Regions from separate parts of the Homo sapiens genome. Here region 1 is linked to region 2. Evidence: read pairs that join two places in POLR2A ChIA-PET (ENCODE). Cell type or tissue: PC-9. All regions are shown on one strand. Each heading gives the region's core, and the rest is flanking DNA. Links, peaks and the distances in the headings are about the cores only.

The links. ChIA-PET counts read pairs that join two places held together with the same protein. Peaks named below come from ENCODE experiments on the same cell type or tissue, not always from the same donor. Only the 100,000 strongest peaks of a DNase experiment are listed, where the experiment ranks them.
Region 1: POLR2A ChIA-PET joins it to region 2 with 13 read pairs; 4 of 35 experiments call an interaction of 5 or more read pairs at or near these places.

What each region holds. Positions count from the first base shown.
Region 1 is chr17:37,000,757-37,006,128 of GRCh38, forward strand. All of the region lies in intron 8 of AATF (apoptosis antagonizing transcription factor), which reads left to right. Among named protein-coding and RNA genes, the nearest start is that of MIR2909, 30 kb to the right of the region's middle. In PC-9, for the core only: no CTCF peak of the experiment used is centred there; no DNase peak of the experiment used is centred there.
Region 2 is chr17:36,917,643-36,923,014 of GRCh38, forward strand. All of the region lies in intron 1 of LHX1-DT (LHX1 divergent transcript), which reads right to left. Among named protein-coding and RNA genes, the nearest start is that of LHX1-DT, 16 kb to the right of the region's middle. RefSeq lists enhancers at 500-1,019, 1,020-1,537, 3,318-4,514. In PC-9, for the core only: no CTCF peak of the experiment used is centred there; DNase peaks (open chromatin) are centred at 869, 2,549, 3,199 and 4,059; H3K4me3 peaks cover 2,891 bases; H3K27ac peaks cover 5,000 bases.

The DNA.
Region 1 (5,372 bases), core at 303-5,302, 83 kb after region 2:
AGGACCAACAAAAGTGATGAAGAAGGAGCAACCAGTGATGTAAGAGAGAATAAAGGAAGAGTGATTTTCCAGGTTGCATGTAAAGAAAGTGTTTCAAGAAGGAGGAGATCACTTGAGCCCAGGAGTTTGAAGCTGCAGTGAGCTATGATCATACCACCGCACTCCAGCCTGGCTAACAGAAGGAAACTCTGTCTCTTACCCACCTCCCACAAAAAAAAGGTAAATTCAGTATTATCCTGATACCCAAACCAGACTAAAACATCACAAAGAAGAAATTACAGGCTGTGCACAGTGGCTTAGGCCTGTTATCCCAATACTTTGGGAGGCCAAGGTGGGAGGATTGCTTGAGCCCAGGAGTTTGAGACCAGTCTAGGCAACATAGGGAGACCCCGTCTCTATAAAAAGCAAAAAAACTATCCAGGCATGGTGGTCCATGCCTGTAGTCCCAGCTATTCAGGAGACTGAGGTGGGAGGATCTGCTTGAGGTTGGGAGGTTGAGGCTGCAGTGAACTGTGACTGTGGCACTGTACTCCAGCCTGGGCAACAGAGCAAGACCAAGAAAAGAGAGAGAGAGAGAAAGGAGAGAGGGAGGGAGGAAGGAGAAAGAGAGAGAGGGGAGAGAGAGAAAAAGGTATGGGAGGAGGGAGGGAGGAAGGAAGGAAGGAAGGAAGGAAGGAAGGAAGGAAGGAAGGAAGGAAGAAAAAAAAAAAAAAGGAACATAAAAAGGATTACACACCATGACCAAGAAGGATTTAGCCCAGGAATGCAAGGTTAGTTTAACATCAAGAATCAATTAATGTATTATAACATATCAATAGAATATGGAAAGAAACCACATGATCATCTCAATAGAGACAGCAAAAGCCTTTAACATCTTCTCATGAGAAAAACATTTTTAAAACTAGAGATACAAGGAAACTTCCTCACCTGATAAAGAGCATCTGTGAAAACCACAAATAACGTCATACTCACTGACCAGAGACTGAATGCTTTCTCCTGAGATTAGGAACAAGACAAGGATGTCTGCTCTTGCCACTTATTCAGCATCATACTATCTAGCCAGGGCAGTTAGGCAAGAAAAAGAAAAGACATCCAAATTGGAAAGGATGAAGTAAAACTATCTTTTATTTGCAGATGATATGATCCTATATATAGAAAGTACCAGCTAGGCACGGTGGCTCACGTCTGTAATCCCAGCACACTGGGAGGCCAAGTGGGTCAGATCAGCTTGAGGCCAGGAGTCAAGACCAGCCTGGCCAACATGGTGAAACCCCGCCTCTACTAAAAATACAAAAATTAGCCAGGCGTGGTGGTGTACGCCTGTAATCCCAGCCACTCGCAAGGCTGAGGCAGGAGAATCACTTGAACCTGGGAGGTGGAGGTTGCAGTGAGCCATGATAGCACCACTGCACTCCAGTCTGGGCAACAGAGGGAGACTCCGTCTCAAAAAAAAAAAAAAAAAAAATACTAAAGAAGCCACCAAAAAACTACTAGAGCTAATTAATAAATGAATTCAGCAAAGTTGTAGGATACAAAATGAATGCACAAAAATCAGTTGTGTTTCTGTATACCAGCAATGAATGACCTCAAAAGGAAATTAGAAAAATAATTCCATTTAAAATAGCATCTGGCTGGGCATGGTGCCTCACACCTGTAATCCCAGCACTTTGGGAGGCCAAGGCGGGCAGATCACAAGGTCAGGAGATTGAGACCATCCTGGCTAACACGGTGAAACCCTGTCTCTACTAAAAATACAAAAAAAAAAAAAAATTAGCCGTGGTGGTGGGCGCCTGTAGTCCCAGCTACTTGGGAGGCTGAGGCAGGAGAATGACGTGAACCCAGGAGGCGGAGCTTGCAGTGAGCCAAGATAACGCCACTGCAGTCCAGCCTGGGTGAAAGAGCAAGACTCCATCTCAAAAAAAAAAAAGCATCTAAAATAATAAAATACCTAGGAATAAACTTAACCTAGAAGATGAAATATTTAACACACTGAACATTATAAATATTGCTGAAAGAAATTAAAGACCTAAATAAATGGAAAGCTGTCCCATGTCCATGGATTAGAAGACTTAACATTATTAAGATGACAGTACTCCCCAAATTGATCTAAAGCTTCAAAACAATCCCTATCAACATTCCTGTTGCTGTTTTTTTTTTTTTTTTTTTTTTGCAGAAATTAACAAGCTGATTCTAAAATTCATATGGAAATGTAAGGACCCAAAATAGCCAAAATTATCTTGGAAACAAAACAAAACAAAGTTGGAGCATTCACACTTTCCAGTTTCAAAACTTACCACAAAGCTCCAATAATCAAGACATTGTGGTGCTGGCATAAGGCTAGGCATATAGATCAATGGAATATAATTGAGAGTCCGGAAGTTAACCTTTACATTTATAGTTCATTGATTTTCAACAGGAGTACCAAGACGATTCAGTGGGCAGAAGAACAGTTTTTTGTTTTGTTTTTTAACAAATGGTGTTGGAGCAACTGGATATCCACATGCAAAAGAATGAAGATGGAGCCTTCCCTCACACCTACACAAAAGTTAACTATAGTGAATCACAGACCCAAACATAAGAGCTGAAACTATTAAACTTTTAGAAAAAAAACAGGAGTAAATCTTCATGCTGCAGGTAGATTAAGTAAGATGAGGGCTGAGAGAGAATTGATCTTGGTTTAGCAATGTGGAAGTCATTGGTGACCTTGACAAGAACTTTTTTTTTTTTTTTTTTTTTTTTTGAGACAGGGTCTCATGTCACCAGGGCTGGAGTGCAGTGGGGCTCACTGAAACTTCTGCCTCCCAGGCTCAAGTGATCCTCCCACCTCAGCCTCCCAAGTAGCTGGAACTAAAGGCGTGCACCACCACACCCGGCTGGTTTTTGTATTTTTAGTAGAGATGGGGTTTTGCCGTGTTGCCCAGGCTGGTCTCACACTCCTGATCTCAAGTGATCTGACTGCCTCAGCCTCCCAAAGTGCTGGGATTACAGGTGCGAGCCACCATGTCTGACCAACAAGAACTCTTTTAGTAGAGTGGTGGAGGGGGTTCAAGAGAGAATGGGAGGAGGCCGGGCATGGTGGCTCACACCTGTAATCCCAGTGCTCTGGGAGGCCAAGTTGGGCAGTTCACTGGAGATCAGGAGCTTGAGAACAGCCTTGGGCAACATGGCAAAACCCCATCTCTACTAAAAATACAAAAAATTAGCAGGGCATGGTGGCATGTGCCTCTACTCCCAGCTGCTCAGGAGGTCGAGGCAGGAGAATCGCTTGAACCCAGGAGGTAGAGGTTGCAGACTTTTTTTTGGTGGCTCCCGCCTGTAATCCTAGCACTTTGGGAGGCCGAGGCAGGTGGATCACTTGAGGTCAGGAGTTCAAGACCAGCCTGGCCAACATGGTGAAACCCCATCTCTACTAAAAATACAAAAAATTAGCCAGGCGTGGTGGCGGACGCCTGTAATCCCAGCTACTTGGGAGGCCGAGGCAGGAGAATTGCTTGAATTCAGGAGGCGGAGGTTGCAGTGAGCTGAGATCGCACCATTGCACTCCAGCCTAGGCAACAAGAGCTAAACTCTGAAAAAAAAGAGAGAGAGTGAGAGGAAATAAATTGGAGACAGTGAGTATAGACAGCTTTGAGGAGGTTTGCTGTAATGGGAATAGAGAAATGGGACAGCTGCTGGAAGGTTTGAGAGAGAGTTTTAAGATAGGAGATGTATTTTGTATGTTGATGGAAATGATCCCGTAGAGAGGTAAAAATGGATGTTGCAGGAAAAAGGTAGGAATTGCTGGTCAGTACACAAGTAGGGAGGGGTTGGTGTGATGGATAGAGGGAAGGCAGGACTTATGAGTACAGTTGCAGGGAGGTAAGGGGTGAGAGCATGTGCAGAGTCCTCATGTGAGTGCTTCTATGTTATTTTATGGTATTTCTTATGAATGAAGGAGCCGAGAGTGATAAGATGTAGGAGGATATGGAGGTTTGAGAAAAGAGAGGGTAAGAAAAAGTTACCTCAGAGAGTGAATGGACTAGGAAAGCGTAGCTGCACTGTCAGGTAGCCTAAAAGACCCACAGGTTACTGGTAATATGAAAGTGAGGCCAGTTTGCAAGATCTGGTCTTTCTCTCACTACATTCATCCATGTGGATGCAGGTACTGAGATTTAACATGGCTTGGGGTTTTGCCACCGAAGTACAGGGAAATAATCCCTTGCCAACAATTCCGAGATTAAAAATCTGAAAACTCGTAGTTTTGTTTGTTTTGGTAAGTTTGGCAAACTATTGTGGTGGCAGCACCTGATCTGAATGAACATGAAGCTATTTATAGGCTTTATTTATCACATATATGTGGGAATATATATTTTGCTACAGAAATTTTGTGTTTGACTTTGGGGTGCTGCCCCAGACTCCGCTGACACATTTATGACATATGCAGTGTATTACCTTTCTAAAATATGAAACATTCTGAATTCCAAGATACATCTATCCCTAAGGGACTGTGGGTCTGTACGACAAAAGGATAGCTTGCAGGGGAGTTCAGGGTGTATATCAGGGGTGATTATCCTGATGGATTTTGGAATCTCATTCACCTGGGTAAGGAGAGAAGTAAGCACAGGAGGAGAGGAAGAGGGATGCTGAAAAGGTGGCAGGATTGATGGTTTATTGATTCTGGTGGGGCTGAAGAATTATTGGCATCTGAAGGCTAGAGGGAGAATGCTGGAAATATAGGGAGAGATTTATTTCAGCTGGGCTTTTGGTTCTTAAGGGACATAATCACAGAATACAAGTTAGTACTACCCTTTCAGTTTCCTACTTGTGAATCGTTCTCTAGTTCAGAATGACTTCCTTTTTATTCTTTAAACACAAATGACATATAGTAAAAGAAACCCTGCTAAATAATGCTAAAAAATAGTAACTGAGCTGGTATCTGAGAGGATCTAAAACCCTTCTTCCTGCCTTTATTATAAATGGAGGGGGAGGTACACACCAAGACATCCATCTAGTGACCAATGGGCAGAATTTTTGAAGTGGGAACTCTTGGAAAATCTAAACAGCACCTTCTGTACATTGTTACTTTTAGTATGGATTAGAAAGCATGGCTTGCTGGGTACAGTGGCTCACTCCTGCAATCCCAACACTTTGGGAGGTCAAGGTGGGAAGATTGCTTGAACCCAGGAGCTTGAGACTAACCTGGGCAACATAGTGAGACCCTATCTCTATAAAAAATAAACAGTAAAAAAAGTAACCAGGCATGGTGGCTTGCGCCTGTGGTCCCAGCTACTCAGGAGGCTGAGGTAGGAAGATCACTTGAGCGCAGGACCTCAGGGCTGTACAGTGAACTATGATTGTGCCGCTATACTCCAGCCTGAGTGACAGAGCAAGAC
Region 2 (5,372 bases), core at 53-5,052:
TCGGCTCCAGGAACGTAACAACAGAAAATAATTAAGGTCTAATAAGGTCAGTGTTCCACCTTAACACCTTTTCAGTTCCAGTTAAAACCTCTACTAATTTGCCAAGAAAAACCAGCCTCACTTGGGCCTTATTATTTGAATCACGTCCTGTCTCTTAATTTAAACGAGAGACTCACATAAGGATTTTTTTTTATTTTAAATTACAATGCTGACTTTCTTCCAGTTGATTACGGTATATGACTCTCTGTTAGAAGGCCATTATTTTTTGCTATGATTTACAAAGCATTTAAAGCGAAATCAATGTAATAAATATCGAAGTATTGTAATAGATAATTCCATATATTTAACTGGAGACACAGCACAGCCCTGGTTCAGGCAGTCAGGAGATGAGCAGGGTGAGGACGGGATGGGGGAGACAGCTGGTATCCACTCTCTTCTTTTCTCCCCTTTTCTTTTCTCTGTATTCATTTAGCCAGGATTCACCCAGCCCTCCCTAAGATTCTGCACACTGGACTTGGGACTGTGGGGAGTCATGGGTGCTCAAGACGCATTATCCAGAGGCCGTGGGCTGTTTGAAGAAATTCCTCTGCAACAACTGGCTCATGAATACTGGAGGCCACCGTGGGTGGGAGGCCACACTAGCACCCTCTAAGGAGCTGTGATGAGAGAAGATTTCTCATCACAGTGGAGGAGAGGTGTGGGTGGGGGGCAGGTCAGGAAAGGCTTTTGCTAGCATCTCCTCCTTTCCTCTTCCTGCTCCTCCCCTCCCCTTCTTAACTCCTCCTTTCCCTCCTCTTCCCCTCCTCTGCCCTCCTCTCATTCCTGTCTCTTCCCTCCCTGGACTGAGCTGTCTCTAGGCCTCTGGCGGCAACCAGCACATACTGGCCTCTGACTGGACAAGCTCAGCTCAGGACAATCAGCCCAGCATTTGCAGATGTGAAAGCCCCCGAGGAGGGCAGAAGTGTGAAGGTGGATAGGGTGCCCAGCCTTCATCTGCCCTCTCAAGTGTGTGACCTTGTGTTCACCCCCAGTGACAGAGCTCACAGCAGTGTTTGCAGGGCCAGTCGCTTTGAGACTGCCTGCCCTGGGGCAGGGAGCAAATTTCAAGCTGCCTTCCTTCCTGTGCACCCCCATCTCAAAAAGGACCCAGAAGCAGGTTCCTTTCCAGCTAGCCCCTGACCTGCCACTCCATGAGGAGCACCCCCAGCCCCGCCACTTCTTCCTGGCCTCAGAGCTATTGTGTGGGGGTCACACATCTGCTCCCAGGTGGGCTCTGCTCCCGGGTTCCTGGCTGGATTCAGAAACTCATGCCCACCAGTGAGGGGGCCACACATGGGCCACCAGCCTATGGGTGGGTCCAGATAACACATCTCCACTGCAAGTCATGTGTTCTGTCTGCAGAGCTATTCGAGTGCCATGGGATCTTAATAAGGGCTTTGTGGACTCAATGCTGCAGCTCGTGATGGGGTGTGGGTAGCACACTTTTAGCAGATCCCAGAGAAGGAAGATGTATGGTCCCTTGCCGTACCACCCCAAGCCTGAACCCAAAGCCCCAAGTCCCTAGCTCTGAACAGATTTCACCATAAATCCCAGGAGGGGACGGGCAGAGGGAAAGGGAGCAGAGAAAAGAGATTTACAGCGAACTTGCTTCCTGACACCTCTTTGGCCCGTCCCATAAAATAACAATATCATCAGATAAATCATACAGAGTCTCAGGGGACCTTCCCCTTGTCTTTGTGGGGTCTTTGAGGGGAGATGAGGAGACATGGTCAGGTCCACCCAGCTGCGTTCTCCCTGGCAATATCAGTTCCAGCTGCCATGAGGACGTCTCAGATTTAATCCCTGGGCTATGTATGGGGTGGTGGGGTAGGAATGAGGTAGGGAAGAAGAGTGTTGGCTATGGACACCCAAGAGACAGCATGGCATAAGAGATTCAGCATGAGCTTTGAGCAAATCCCGGCTCAAATTCCTAGCTGTGTGACCTCAGACAAGTTACTCAACCTCTCTGGGCCTTGGTTTATTTCTCTGTAAATGCAGGACATGGAATATCTACATGACAGGATATGTATGAGGAGTTATTGAGAATAATGTATGCCAAAGCTGGTGTATCGTAGGTACTTAAAATACGGGAACTACCGTAGCCACAAATGTTTTCTCTCATCTAGGATATAAAATGCTGTGGCCGTGTTCCCAGCAGAGGGAATCAAATGCTGAGCCCTCTGCAGAGACACCACACTCCCTTGTCCTCTCTGGCTATTGTCTCAGCCTTGGTCTTTGAGCTTAGAAAGGCAGAGCTCCCCATTAACTCACAATGTGACTGTAAACAAGTTTCTTCCCCTCTCCAGGCCTGTTTCGCATCTATAAAATGAGGAGGTGGAAAGTACTTGGTCTTTAAGGCCCAGTCCATTGTAAGATAAAATCTCAAATCAGGAGAAATTTCTAACTGTAACCAAAGGGAGCAGGCAGGACCCAGACGCTGCAGGCGGTGAAGCCAGCTGAAACTGGCATGGTCATGCAGCCTGGGGCGGACGCTGTTGCCATCCTAGGAAGAGAGTGTAGGGCTCCATCCAACCGGTCCCACAACTCTGACCACCCCAAGTGAGAGATTCCTCTGTCTGCAGCCTGCATGGCCGTGGACACAGTCTGCGGCATTGCACCAAGGGACCTTCGTCCAGGGGGAGGGCTGTGTTTCCAGAGCTGGGAGCTGGGTGGGTGAGGCTCCATCCAGGCTCATGCTTCGTACCTGGAGCAACCTCGTACTTCCCTTCCTGCCTGTGCGGTCTCCTCCTCCCGCCAGTCCTCCCCAACCCTGTTTTTTCCCCTCCCTTCAGCATCTTCAGCTATTAAGGATGATAGCTTGGGCTTGGGCTCCAGCCTTCCAGCCTCTGCCCTCTCTCTCTCTCCCTCCTTCCTTCTTTCCTTTCTCCTCTTGCTTTTCCATCTTCTCCTTGTACTTCATTTCCTCCTCTCTTTCCTTCCTTCTCCAGTTCCTCCCTTTTCCTCCTTCACTGTTTGATTTTTAGCCCTCTGATTTTTTCTTCCTCTTCTCCACTCTTTATTTCTTTTCATCCTCCTCCCGGTCCTTTTTTCTGCTTTGTCACCTCCTTCGTTTTCTTCTCTCTCTGGCTGACTCAGGGGACCGGAGGTGGGCCTATCTGGAGTGAGTGAGTAAGTGTGTTGGGAGGTGAGGGTGGAGGGCTGGAGGGGGGCAGTGATCTGGCCTGAGCCCCTCCAGTATTGCTCCAGCCCCAGCCGCAGGAGGATCAGGAGTTCACCCGCAGGGCAGCTGTCAGCGGCTCAGTGGATGGATGAGTGAAAGTGTAGGGGGTGGGGAGGTGAAGTTGCTGGAGAGGGGGCCCTTTTTAAATAAAAATGAAAGGAGCTTGGCGGATGAAGTGACAGGGACTGTTTCATAATAAGCCCCACCCAAGGCACCTCTGCCAGGGGACCCAGCCCTGCTGCCCACCTCCCTCCAATCCTGTGCCCTGTCTCCATCCCCAAAGTTTCTTTCAGCACAGAGCCTGTTTGTTTCTCTGATCTTCTGGGCAGGCCAGAGAGCAGGCAATCCCCCACACTCAACTCCCCAGAACCACTCCCCGCCCAGCCTTCCCCATCTCCCACTGTGGGGCGGCTGGGATTGGAACCCTGGGCAACCTGCTCACAGAGTGATGTCTGGGCAGATTAGCACCCCAAAGCTGGCAGGCCTATTAGGAGGCCTTTGTGGGGGAGGAGACCAGGGGAGGCGAAAGGGATTTTCCATTCTCTGAGCAACTGGATTACACAGTCAGGGGATCAGGGAAGAACTGCTACTTAAGCTGCCTCTGCCCTGGCTCTCCGCCTCTCACGGGCTCAGCAGGGATCTTACCAAGCCCTGCCTTGCCTGCTTTTTGAAGAATCTTTATGTAACTTGAGTTAGGTTTAGGGGCAAAACCAAGTCTCATCTCCTGCCCAGCCCTGAGCTATTACACCAAACAGGAGCTCAAGAGGGCTCCGCTTGCCACCACTTCCGCCAAGCCTCACCTTCCACAGAGCCCCCAGGTCTGGAGGTGGATCTGGAAGGTGTGACTCAGAATGGTGAAGTGACTTGCTCTGAGTCACACCATGAGTGAAAGGCAACCAGGATAGCTACCTGACTGTGGACTGGATTTATGGGAGAATGTTCTCTGAAGAGTGAGCCAGGTCTGTGCCAGGGACTGGAAGGGGCCCAAGGCTCTGCTGTTCCCCCTACAAGAAGGAAGTTTGCAGTCTGGGCACGGTGGCTCACACCTGTAATCCGAGCACTTTGAGAGTCTAAGGCAGGAGGATTGATTGACCCCAGGAGTTCAAGACCAGCCTGGGTAACATAGGGAGACATCTCTATAAAAAATTTAAAAATTAGCCAGGTGTGGTGGCATGTTCCTGTGGTCCCAGCTACCTGGGAGGCTGAGGTGGGAGGATAGGTTGGGCCCATGAGTTGGAGCCATGATAATGCCACTGCACTCTAGCCTGGGTGACAGAGCAAGACCTTGTCTCAAAAAAATAAAAAAGAAGGAAGTTTGTTCCTGAGTTTTTTGTCAGCCCAATATATGCTTTAGAGGGAGGGGAACCCTACTCCCATTTGTTCTCTCAGGCTGCAGAAGACCAGACCACAGTGGATGGTGAAGAAGAGGAGAGATGTGGAGAAGATTAGGTTGAAAGAGTCCCAAGTCTTAAAGCCTACTCCCAGCCTTATCACTAACTTGCTGTGTGACCTTGGACAAACCACCTCTCCTCTCTGAGCTTCAGTTTTCTTATCTGCAAAATGGAGATGAAAACTTCTCTTTCAAGCATTGTCTTGAAGGGTGAATAAGACAAGGTACTAGAAGAGCATCAGGCACAGCCCCTGGCACATACAGCTGCTCCCTCAATAATAGTGGAAGCAAAGTCTTTTCCCCAGGAGCTGCTGGAAGCAGAATCTTCCACCCAGGAGCTGTGCCCACTCCCTAGGATAGCAGGCTCTGCTACACAGCCAAGCAACTGGTTCTTCCCACCAGGAGGGCAAATCCATCAGATTCAGCAAGATTGGCCTCCCCAGCCTGGCATAAGGTTACTGGGGGGTCATGACCCCATACCTTAGGTCCACTTTCTAGAAACAGTCCGCACACAAGAGGACCAAAGACCCCCACCCTAGCCCTGTGTGGCCCCTGAAGGCCTTTTGCTGACAAAGTGGTCATCTCTGACCTTCCTGATGGCCTATGCTCCTTCCAACCAGAAAATGTCTGTGATCCTGTGACCCCTAGAAGCCCTGCCTTGCTAATGGTTTTATGATCTTCCCTACAGAATTCTCTCTTTGCCTTCTATACCTCTCAGCCCCTTTCAGTAGGTCCTAGTCAAAATAAACAACATTTATGACC